2 separate regions of the Homo sapiens genome follow, and region 2 is linked to region 1. A link is a loop called in an ENCODE intact Hi-C map of the cell type or tissue named here. Cell type or tissue: OCI-LY7. All regions are shown on one strand. Links, peaks and the distances in the headings refer to the core of each region. The heading gives the core; the rest is flanking DNA. Region 1 overlaps MAP3K20 (mitogen-activated protein kinase kinase kinase 20). Region 2 has its middle 5.9 kb from the start of CDCA7.

Evidence for each region. Hi-C counts contacts between places; a loop is a spot of excess contacts. Peaks named below come from ENCODE experiments on the same cell type or tissue, not always from the same donor. Only the 100,000 strongest peaks of a DNase experiment are listed, where the experiment ranks them.
Region 2: a loop joins it to region 1, with 3 times the contacts of the local background. A loop is called at or near these places in 3 of 110 quality-filtered maps.

The regions. Positions count from the first base shown.
Region 1 is chr2:173,262,602-173,267,984 of GRCh38, forward strand. It overlaps MAP3K20 (mitogen-activated protein kinase kinase kinase 20), which reads left to right. Exons shown (of 20, transcript NM_016653.3): 19 at 1,144-1,294; 20 at 3,449-5,383. The coding sequence ends at 4,149. The region is part of intron 2 of MAP3K20-AS1 (MAP3K20 antisense RNA 1); the gene reads right to left. Among named protein-coding and RNA genes, the nearest start is that of MAP3K20-AS1, 17 kb to the right of the region's middle. RefSeq lists an enhancer at 1,871-2,378. In OCI-LY7, for the core only: no CTCF peak of the experiment used is centred there; a DNase peak (open chromatin) is centred at 2,230; H3K4me3 peaks cover 1,000 bases; H3K27ac peaks cover 1,034 bases.
Region 2 is chr2:173,346,317-173,351,699 of GRCh38, forward strand. No RefSeq gene overlaps it. Among named protein-coding and RNA genes, the nearest start is that of CDCA7, 5.9 kb to the right of the region's middle. In OCI-LY7, for the core only: no CTCF peak of the experiment used is centred there; DNase peaks (open chromatin) are centred at 3,175 and 4,275; H3K4me3 peaks cover 1,243 bases; H3K27ac peaks cover 2,104 bases.

The DNA.
Region 1 (5,383 bases), core at 59-5,058:
AAAGAAAAAAAAAAAGAAAAGCAAAGCAATACAAACTCTGGCCAGTCCACTTATCCAGGCTGGAAGCCAAAAAGTTTTACAGCAGTTATTTATCCTCACCTGCTGGGGTGCACAGGTTGTCAGGGATGAGGCATCTGAGAAGTTATATTACTTGTCAAAGCATTGCTTGCAAGGTGCAAAACCCAAACAAAAGAGGCTGGTTGGTCTTGAGGAACTTGGAAACTAGACTACTCTACAGCCTGTTAACTGGTCCTCACTACCCAGGAAAAGCCCTCTTGTTAGTAATCGGACAATTAGAACAACCAGATTCTACCTCTGCCTGCCTTAGACAGTTTTGGAGACAGCACACCCAGTTCTCTTTTTCTTCTTCTCTCTCCCTCCTCCTCCTTTTTCAGACCCCATGATGATATGCCACTTTTGTCTGGGTTTTTCACTTCAGAGTTTTTTAAAACAGATTTCCCTAACCATATTGAATCCTGGAGACTCTTTAATTGACACTGATTGGTGACAGCTAGTGAGGAGGGAGATTTCAGAACAAGAAAGTAATGTGTCTTGACCTAGTGTCCTCTCCTTTTCCTGGTCCCCATTTCTTACTTCTTGATCCTGTCTCACTTTTGCATCTGAGACCCTTTCCCCTCCGTGCAGGTAATTCACCCCACCACCTTCACTCAGTTTCCTTGATGATCCAAATTCAGTCTTAGGCAAACATGGTGGTCAGATTTTCATTTATTCAACAAAATAGCTGTCATCAAGTACTATAAATAGAAGATGTAATTTTTTATTTCTTATTAAACAAAGAGGTAAGTTGAGATTTGTCAAATATAATAAATTCTGGGAAAAGACAACCATATTTTTTAGCTACTATAGTTTACTAAGAAATTTATGTTATAATCCATTAAGGAATAAGTGCTATAACCCACTAAGAAATAAAGTGGTTAAAATTTTTCTTTTCATTGAATTAGCATATTTGGGCCAACTGTTCAGAATATTTTCCTAGTGCATTATGATAGTGTTCTAAGAGGTGAAACTGAAGTGATATAATAACCTGGATGACTTTCTTTCCCATTTTATATATGTGTGTCTATTTGGTCATATGTTTCTATTTGTCTTTTTTTTGTCTTTTTCGTTTGTTTGTTTTACCAGAGTGATGTTAGAACTCCAAAAAGCACTAAACATGTCCATTCGATTCAGTGGAGTAGAACAAAACCTCAGGATGAAGTGAAAGCAGTCCAACTTGCCATTCAGACATTATTCACCAATTCAGATGGCAACCCTGGAAGCAGGTCCGACTCAAGTAAGTTAGTGTTCCCGTATTAGATGTGTGCTAGATTCCAGAAACTTAATTATGACATTTCCAGATGATCTAAAGACTCAGAGGATACCACCTCAATCAGTTAAGATCTATCTTTGAGCTTCGAGTAGCAGAAAACCCAGTTGCAACTGGCTTACTCCAATAATTCCCCAAGTGTGGCCCCAGGACCAGGAGCATCGGGATCACCTGTGAACTTGCTAGAAATCCAGATGCTCAGGCCCAAACCCAGACTTACTGAATCAGAACTCTGGGGATAGGAGCTGCAGTCTGCATTTTAAGGAGCCTTCCCAGTGATTAAGAACAACTCTAAAGTCCTTAAGCCACTGATTTAAACTGTAATAAAATTTATTATCTTCCATAACAAGAAGCCCAGAGGTAGGGCAGGCTCCAGGTGCAGTAAGATAAGCTGGCTCAACCATATTCAGAGAGTGGAATGAACCTTCCCTTCTTTCTGCCCTGCCATGCTCAATAGGCTGCCTTTGCCCTCGGCTCCTCTCCTGTTTACAGTCATCACACAAAGATATCACAACGCCCAGAGGAAATAACGGGTTAGGTCCCTACCTGTTCTTATATATAGGAGTAAGGAAAACTTTTCTAGAAACCCCCAACAGACTACCCGTCAGCAATTCTGCTTTGGCCAGAATGGAGCAACCTGTCCGTTCCTAAACATAGCATGAGCACATCTGACTTAAACTAATTAAAGTCGATCCCTGGAGCCAGAATGCAGTCAACTCTCCCGATCACGTGGCTACATGGAGGGGGATGGAGACTGAGCAAAATCAGGGTTCTATTGGAAGGCAAAATTCCAGAGAAGTCAAGGCGAGGAAAGAAGGCATTGTGATTCTGTATGCTACTGCTCATGTGACGTATGTAAAGTAGTCAAAGTCACAGAAACAGGAAGTAGAAGACAGTTAACAAGTGGCGGTCAGGGGGCAGGGGAGAAGGGAGGGGAAATGGAGAAAGAGGAAGGTAGAGATTAGTGGGTATAGAGTTTCAGTGTTGCAAGATGAAACAGTTACAGAGATCCGCGCAACAATGTGAATATACTAACACTACTGAACTAGAGGCTTAAAAATGGCTAAGATGGAAAATGTGGTTTTTACCACAATAAAATACACACATACACACAACAACAACAACAGAAGAAGGCATTGTGATGGACTGAAGCCTGGGAGGAGTCTCTGGAATTGTCTGGACAAGTCACTCACTTCAGAGCTCGGGGTCACCTGTGCCCAGGCAGTGAGGAGACAGAGACATGTGCATGCTCTGATACTCTCCACGCGCACTATCTGCGTGAGCAGGGGGTGGAGTAGCTGAGGAAGCTGAGGCTGGGAGGACCACCCAGGAACTCTAGAACATGGGTAACGTTGTTCAGGCTCGGGGGAAAACAGAAAAGATCTCAGGTGTGAGGAACTTGCTTATTCACTGAAATATAGCTTACTAAATGGTTCTTGTTAATTCACCATTTTCTTTTATCTTAACTTCTTCCTATCTGCCAATGCAGCTTCATTTTTTTATGCTGAAAATACTTCTTATTCCCGAGCCTCAGGATCTCTCCTGTGGACACGTGAACGGTCTTTCTTCCAAACAATCTCTAGCTGTCTCAACCTTCGGAACCTCATTTCTCTTATCTGCATTTAGGGTCCTTGAGGTTTTAAAAATGCAGGTGGCAAAACAAACCTTTTGTTTACTAAACATGCCCCTGCCACCTGAACATACTTTCTAGAAGTAACAACACAACTATGTAGGAAGAAGATGGGATTTAGATGCAGAAGGACTTGGTATTATTGACTGAGTGATCTTGGGCAAGTCATTTGACCTCTCAAGCTTCCTCATTTATAGAATAAAACTATTAGTGTTTACCTAAGAAGATTACTGAGAGGATTAAATGAGATAGTGTAAGTAAAGCCCATGGAACAATGCCAAGCACATAGCATATATTGAATAAGTGTAAATGTCCTTATTTTTTAAAGTATTTGTAATAAAAGAAACGTCCTTATACATAGCCTAGAATTTCTATGAATGGTAAAGCTTAGAGCATCCCAAACAGCCCTGAATTATCCTAAGACAGGCGTATGAATTAGACATGCAGCTTTAGTGTGGCTTAAAAGATGCTCATTTCCATTTCTCCCGCAGGTGCTGATTGCCAGTGGTTAGATACTCTGAGGATGCGGCAGATTGCATCCAACACTTCTTTACAGCGTTCCCAGAGCAATCCTATTCTGGGGTCACCGTTCTTCTCACACTTTGATGGCCAGGATTCCTACGCTGCTGCTGTGAGACGGCCCCAGGTGCCCATTAAGTATCAACAGATTACACCTGTGAACCAGTCCAGAAGCTCGTCTCCTACTCAGTATGGACTGACCAAAAACTTCTCTTCCCTACATCTCAACTCTAGGGACAGTGGCTTTTCCAGTGGCAATACTGACACCTCTTCAGAGAGGGGTCGATACTCAGACAGAAGCAGGAACAAATATGGACGTGGTAGTATATCACTCAATTCTTCTCCTAGAGGAAGATACAGTGGAAAGAGTCAGCATTCCACTCCTTCAAGAGGAAGATACCCTGGAAAGTTCTACAGGGTTTCTCAGTCAGCACTCAATCCTCACCAGTCGCCTGACTTCAAGAGAAGCCCCAGGGACCTCCACCAACCCAACACCATACCAGGGATGCCTTTGCACCCTGAGACTGACTCAAGAGCCAGTGAAGAGGACAGCAAAGTCAGCGAAGGGGGCTGGACAAAAGTGGAATACCGGAAAAAGCCCCACAGGCCATCTCCCGCCAAAACCAATAAAGAGAGAGCCAGAGGGGACCACCGTGGATGGAGAAACTTTTGATGAATTGAACTACATAGCTTTTCTAAGCAGGTTAAAAAAAAAAAAAAAAAGAAATGTAATGGTTTTTGATAATATGATCCCTTCAGATTGAATTAACGAAAAGACAACACTTCCAGTTTTTGGATTGGGAAATACCTTCTAATTGAGACTATAGCCAAACCAGGGCCAAAATTATGGATATTGGTCACCCAGTGATCATAACTAGGCTTGAAAATCACTACACATATTTTCTGCCTTGAGTGAACATTTTTAGAGGAAAGGTTATGCCATCTTTTTACCCTAACCACTGATATTCTGGTTAGCAGGGCCAGGACAAGGGGAAGGAAAATGAGGTCAACAAAAAAATCAAATTTTTAGGAAAAGATAAGATGAATGTTACTGATTTTTCCTTTTGGCTGAGGCTGCAATATGGCCTGGCAAGGCACTGTTACTGATCTTGTCTTTAACATTTTGATATTTTGTTCATCATAATTTTTGCATTTATTTTTTTAAATATTGCATTAAAATATCATTTAGCTTGATTATCGAGTTTTTTGGTTTGAGGTTTTTTGTTGCTTCTTTTTTCTTTTCTTTCTTTCCCCCTCTTTTTTTTGGATGTCCCCTTAAATTTTGTGCCCAAGGCAGGTACCTCACTCATCTCATCCTTGGCTCAGCCCTGCTGGTTAGTATTTAGTATTTATTTTAGTAAGATATTTGTGTCTGTATGATGGTCAGAGTTGAACTGATCTGGCTTGTCATTTTTCAGTAATAAAAAAAGTTACTGAATTTAATGTTGAATATGATGCATATCTCATTCATTACGATTTATCAGAAACCAAAGATTTAAATTGCCTAGATTTGTGGTTCTTTCTCTTCCTAAGTTCCCAGCGACTGCTTTCAAATACTATTTTCTAAATTTCACCAAAGGAGCAAAGAGGATAAAACAACACTCCATAAAGGCCTCTTGGGATGTCAGAAATCTAAAATCTAAAAGAAAACAGACACAGAGCAAGACAATAACATCACAAGCTAAAAGCCAGAGAAATTTAAAATTACCAACATCCTTGTTGGAGTAAGACAGTAAATATCAGCCTTGCAGCAAGACAGCTCTGAGCAGCTGTGGGCAAAGAGGTAAACCAGTGGGGGTGCAAGGAGACTGTCTGCAGCTTAGGGCAGAAATGGTGGGATCCAACTTGTGAAATGCTTCATGTTTTACAAACCAAAAAGTCAGGTAGCAACAAACTTATTGTATGTC
Region 2 (5,383 bases), core at 91-5,090, 84 kb after region 1:
GACCTCAAGTAATCCACCCACCTCAGCCTCCCAGGCTGAGTGCCAGGATTACAGGTGTGAGCCACTGTGCCTGGCCTGTTTCTATGAATTTGCCTATTCCAAGTACCTCATATGAGTGAAATAAGGCAATATTTATCCTTTTGTGCTTGGCTTATTTCACTCAGCATAATATTTTTAAGTTTTATCCATGTTCAAAGGATCGAAATTTTATTTTATTATTTTATTTTATTTTTTTTAGACAGGGTCTCGCTCTGTCTCCAAGGTTGGACTTGGAGTGTAGTGGTGCTATCTCAGCTCATTGCAACCTCTGCCTTCTGGGTTTAAGTGGTTCTCTTGCCTCAGCCTCCTGAGTAGCTGGGATTACAGATGCCTGCCACCACGCCCAGCTAATTTTTTGTATTTTTAGTAGAGATGGGGTTTCACCATGTTGGCCAGGCTGGTCTGGAACTCTTGACCTCAGGTGATCCGCCCACCTCAGCCTCCCAAAGTGTTGGGATTACAGGCGTGAGCCACTGGGCCTGGCCCTGTGTTTAACTTTTGAGGCCTGCTGGGGGACTAATTTTGAATTCTAGGTTGATAGGACAATGTGCAGATTAGCCTCTTCCCTGGGACCCCCTACCAATATCTTGCATTGGTTTACTTCAGAAATTAAACCACCTACAAATGAGCCCTAAGTCTCCATTTAGTTAATAAAGTTCTTCTCTCTGCAGCAATTCTCTTTCCAAAGAGTTGCTTGAAAGGAACAGATCTGAAGAAGACATAAATGATTTATATAATTCACAACTAGGACAATTTAGAATAAGTTGCCTAAGTGATGAACAAAGACATTTAACACCTTTTATGGGTGTTTCCAGAGAAAAAAATGATCAAATTAAAAACAATGAAAAATTCTTACATAAAAACAGACAAAAACTTTGCCAAATGGAAAAAAGAAATTATGGAAAGGTGAACAAGTGACAGGGAAACTGTGGATGGTAAGAAGTAAGCTGAGTTAGGTTTTGGCTGTAATTCAGCTTCCATAGTGTTGGAACTGACTGATTCAGTAATCAAAGCTTGACTTTCCCTTGTGCAAAGTGTTTAATGATGTTTTAACACTAGCAGTTAATATATTTCACAATAGACAATGTTCATCCACGGAAAAACAAATATTTCTTCTTGCCAAAAAAAGGTCAGATTTGCACTCATTTTTCCATATTCCTTTTTCTAATCAGGTGTCAGATGTCAGCAAACTGATCTACTTAAAACAGTGTTGACATACAATGCAAAACAAACATACCAATATGGCTTGGAGAGCCAGCATTTGTGAACCAAACAGCCAGGGTGATAATGGGCTGGGCCCTCCAACAGAGCAGCTTTTGACAATTGAAGCCTAACGTTAGGCCTTTTAGCTATATTGCCTTTATGCATCCTGAAAGCAGGCACTGGAGACGTAAATCTGTAATTAGGGGTTATTTAAAACAGAGATTTGTGACCTGACAGACTGCAAACTGTCTATATCCACAAACACAGTGAAATTGCTCCAGCCCTTTGTCTCCAGGGGTATCTGGTCTATTGAAGGTCTCTGGTTTACAGGGGCGCTTGGGTTCATGTTATACCGCCTGAGAGATGGGTGCATGGGACCGAGAGCAGCACATGAAACATTAGCATTGTTTCTAAATCTCATCTAAAAATGATACATGCTATTAGCGGTTGCATTCTTTGTCCGAAAACCAGTCATTCTGAGTTGAAGTTTAACTTACCTCATTATGTAAGTGCTCTGAACCTCACAGTCAAGTTTCAAACTTAATAATAGGAAATGGAATTCTTTGTGCAAGGTGAATAAAAGGTATAGAGAAACACAGAATTCTTAGGGTTTGTAGTAGCCCAGGGAATTCAAAGCTCTTTAACAAGAGATTGATATTTTAGAATATTTTGAAGATTTAAAATTCCAGGGCTGGGGATGGTGGCTCATGCTTGTAATCCCAGCACTTTGAGGGGCCAGGGCAGGCGGATTGCTTGAGCCCAGGAGTTCGAGACCAGTCTGAGCAACATGACGAAACCCCCATCTCTACAAAAAATAGAAAAATTAGCCAGATGTGGTGGCCTACATCTGTGGCCCCAGCTACTTGGGAGGCTGATGTAGGTGGATTGCTGGAGCGCAGGAAGTTGAGGCTGCAGTGAGCCATGGCTTGAGCACTGCACTCCAGCCTGAGTGAGAGTGAGACCCTGTCTCAAAAAAGAAAAAATGTAAAAATAAAATAAAATTCCACCTACAACCACTTTAGTTGGAAAAATAGCTAATGCATGCAGGACTTAATACTTAGGTGATGGGTTGCTAGGTGCAGCAAACCACCCATGGCACAGATTTTCCTGTGTAACAAACCTGCACATCACATCCTGCACATTTACCCTGGAACTTAAAAAATAATTAAATTAAATTATACAAATAATACTTATAAATATAATAAGTATTTACTGAGTACCTGTTGTATTAACAGCCCTCATATCAAGTAGTGTCTGTGTAAGTATGTACTTATAAAATGTCATTTCCTTTTACCTTTTGCTGTGGCCTGTGCCATCATCTTTCCCTGGACACTGATTTTCCATGCTTATTCATTTTGTGTCTTTCATTTAAAATGAAAATATTTACCAGTGTGTGATTAATACAGTGACTTAAAACCTTTATGAGGCATCTAAAATTGCATGACAAACTTGCATTCCTATTTATAGGACCCTGTAAAGGAACTGTATATTTAACACAATAAATATATTGATATTGATTGTCAGAACAAACTCTCCAAAACTTAAATATTTTAAAATTATTAAATGTTTCAGATTAAAAAAAAAAAAGAAAAAAAAAAGCACAGAAAGTAAACATGTAAAAGACACCCATGTACTAATCACTGGCATTTGTCACATTTAACAATTTGCCATATTTGCTTCCCATGGTTTTTATTTTTCAAGAAAGCATTGTTAAAGCACTGACCTTAGACAAATTAAATTTAGCAGTTTAATGGAGCAAAGAATGTTTGCAAATCGGGGATCCCCTGAACCAGAGTAGGTTCAGAGAGGCTCCAGAGCAGCTGCATGGTGGAAAAAGATTTATGGACAGAAAAAGTGAGGTACAGAAAACAGAAGTGAATTACACCAACAGCTGGATTGGTTACAGCTCAGGGTTTGCCTTATTTGAACACAGCTTGAACAGTTGGTCACCCTTGACTGGCCAAAACATGGTGGTTGGTACAAGAGTAAGTTAGTCTGTTTATATACCCAGTTGGGTTACAGTTCATTGTGTATGGAGAAGCTTTAGGCTGAACTTAAAATATGTAAGGAGGCGGCTTTAGGCTAAACTTAATTTAACAGCATTAATGATAGCTGGGTGCAGTTATGTACACCCATAGTCCCAGCTATGTGGGAGGCTGAAGTGGGAGGATCACTTGAGGCCAGAAGTTGGAGGCTGTAATGTGCTATGATCACACCACTGCACTCCAGCCTGGGCAACATAGCAAGACCCAGCCTTTTTTTAAAAAAAAAAAAAGAAAAAGAAAAGAAGAAAGCATTAATAATAGAATCAAAGGACCCACCCTTGCCTCTTTCCTCCATCTTTTCCACCTTAAGTTAATTTCTGTGCTATTCTGCTTGTCTAGGTTTTTATACTCTCCCAACTTAGGTATGTTTTGTGTTTCTAAAATTTGCATAAAGGGTACACTTTACAGACACTTTTACTATTTGCTTTTTCATTGAACACTGTTAAGATTTCTCTACAATGATGCCAGTAAGCTATGCCATTAATTTGAACTACTGTTCAGATTCCATTGTACAAATACACCACTGTTCATGTATCCATTTCCCTTCTGAGGGGCATGTTGACTGCAGTATTTTACTATGATACATAATGCTAATATGAATGAACCATCCATCCCTCAAGTCCAGTTAGCTCTAACTTTTATAATAATCATATATCTTAAATCTGACTTCATCTGACCCCACAACTATCCCAGTCCAAGCCATCATTTGCTTCTCCAGGAGCCCATAGGTCTCCCAGCTTTCACTCTTGGCTCTCCTTCAGTTTACGACCCACACAGTTCATGGGGTCGGATTGGGTCTTTCTTTTTCTCAGAATCCTTCAATGACTTCCCATCATATCTGGAATAAATCCAAAGTTCTTCCCATGGCCAAGAAGGTCCCACATGATCTGGGCTCTCTCCCTCTTTGCCTGGCTTTCTGTAGTGTGCCTTGCTGTGCACTGCCTTACAGCCTTTGGGCCAGCTGTGTACTGTGCCTGAAACCAGCACTTTCCTCTTCTTCCTGTAGCTTCCTTCCTGACTTTGTTCATGTTCCTCCTCAGGTGTCACCTTCTCAGAGAAGCCTTTTCTGTTTCTCTTATTTAAATTTGTACCTCTTTCATTTTCTCTCCCCTTGTCCTGTCTTTAGCTTTCACCTTGCTTTTATTTTTCTTCACGGAAGTTAGCACACCTGAAACTATTTTTTTGTTGTTGTTTACTTCTGCTCTCCTACTAGAATGTAAACTCCTGGAATCACAAATTTCTCAATAGTATGTAGAATGATGAATCCGTTTCAGAAGGTTTTCAATGGACTCTGTTCAGATCCATCAGAGGAATCACTATCTATGGCAGCTACAGACTTATGAAATGTATTTCTTTTTTTTTTTTTTTTTTTGAGACGGAGTCTCACTCTGTTGCCCAGGCTGCAGTGCAGTGGTGCAATCTTGGCTTGCTGCGAGCTCTGCCTTCTGGGTTCACGCCATTCTCCTGCCTCAGCCTCCCGAGTAGCTGGGACTACAGGCGCCCACCACCACACCCTGCTAATTTTTTGTATTTTTAGTGGAGACAAGGTTTCACCATATTAGCCAGGATGCCCATGTCCTCAGGCATTATTTACTTGCTCCATCTCCTGACCTCATGATCTGCCCATCTCAGCCTACCAAAGTGTTGGGATTACAGGCATGAGCCACCGTGCCCAGCCATGAAATGTATTTCTTAAATAATAAGACTTTAAAGTCAAAATTACTCCCTGGTCCACGGACTGCAGAATGGATGCTGTGTTACCAGGCATGAAAACATTCATCAATCTCCATTAGAGCTCTTGGGTGAATAGGGGCACTGTCAATGAGCAGTAATATTTTGAAAAGAATCTTTTCTTCCGAGCAGGTCTCAAGAGTGGGCTTAAAATATTCAGCAAACTACGCTGTAAACAGATGTGCTCTCATTCAGGCTTTGTTGTTCTGTTTATAGAACACAGGCAGAATAGGTGTCGCATAATTCTTAAGGAATTAAGAACGTGGAATGGTAAATGATCAATGGCTTCAATTTAAGGTTACCAGCTGCATTCATCCCTAACAAGAGAGTCAGGCTGTCCTTTGAAGCTTTAAAGCCAGACATTG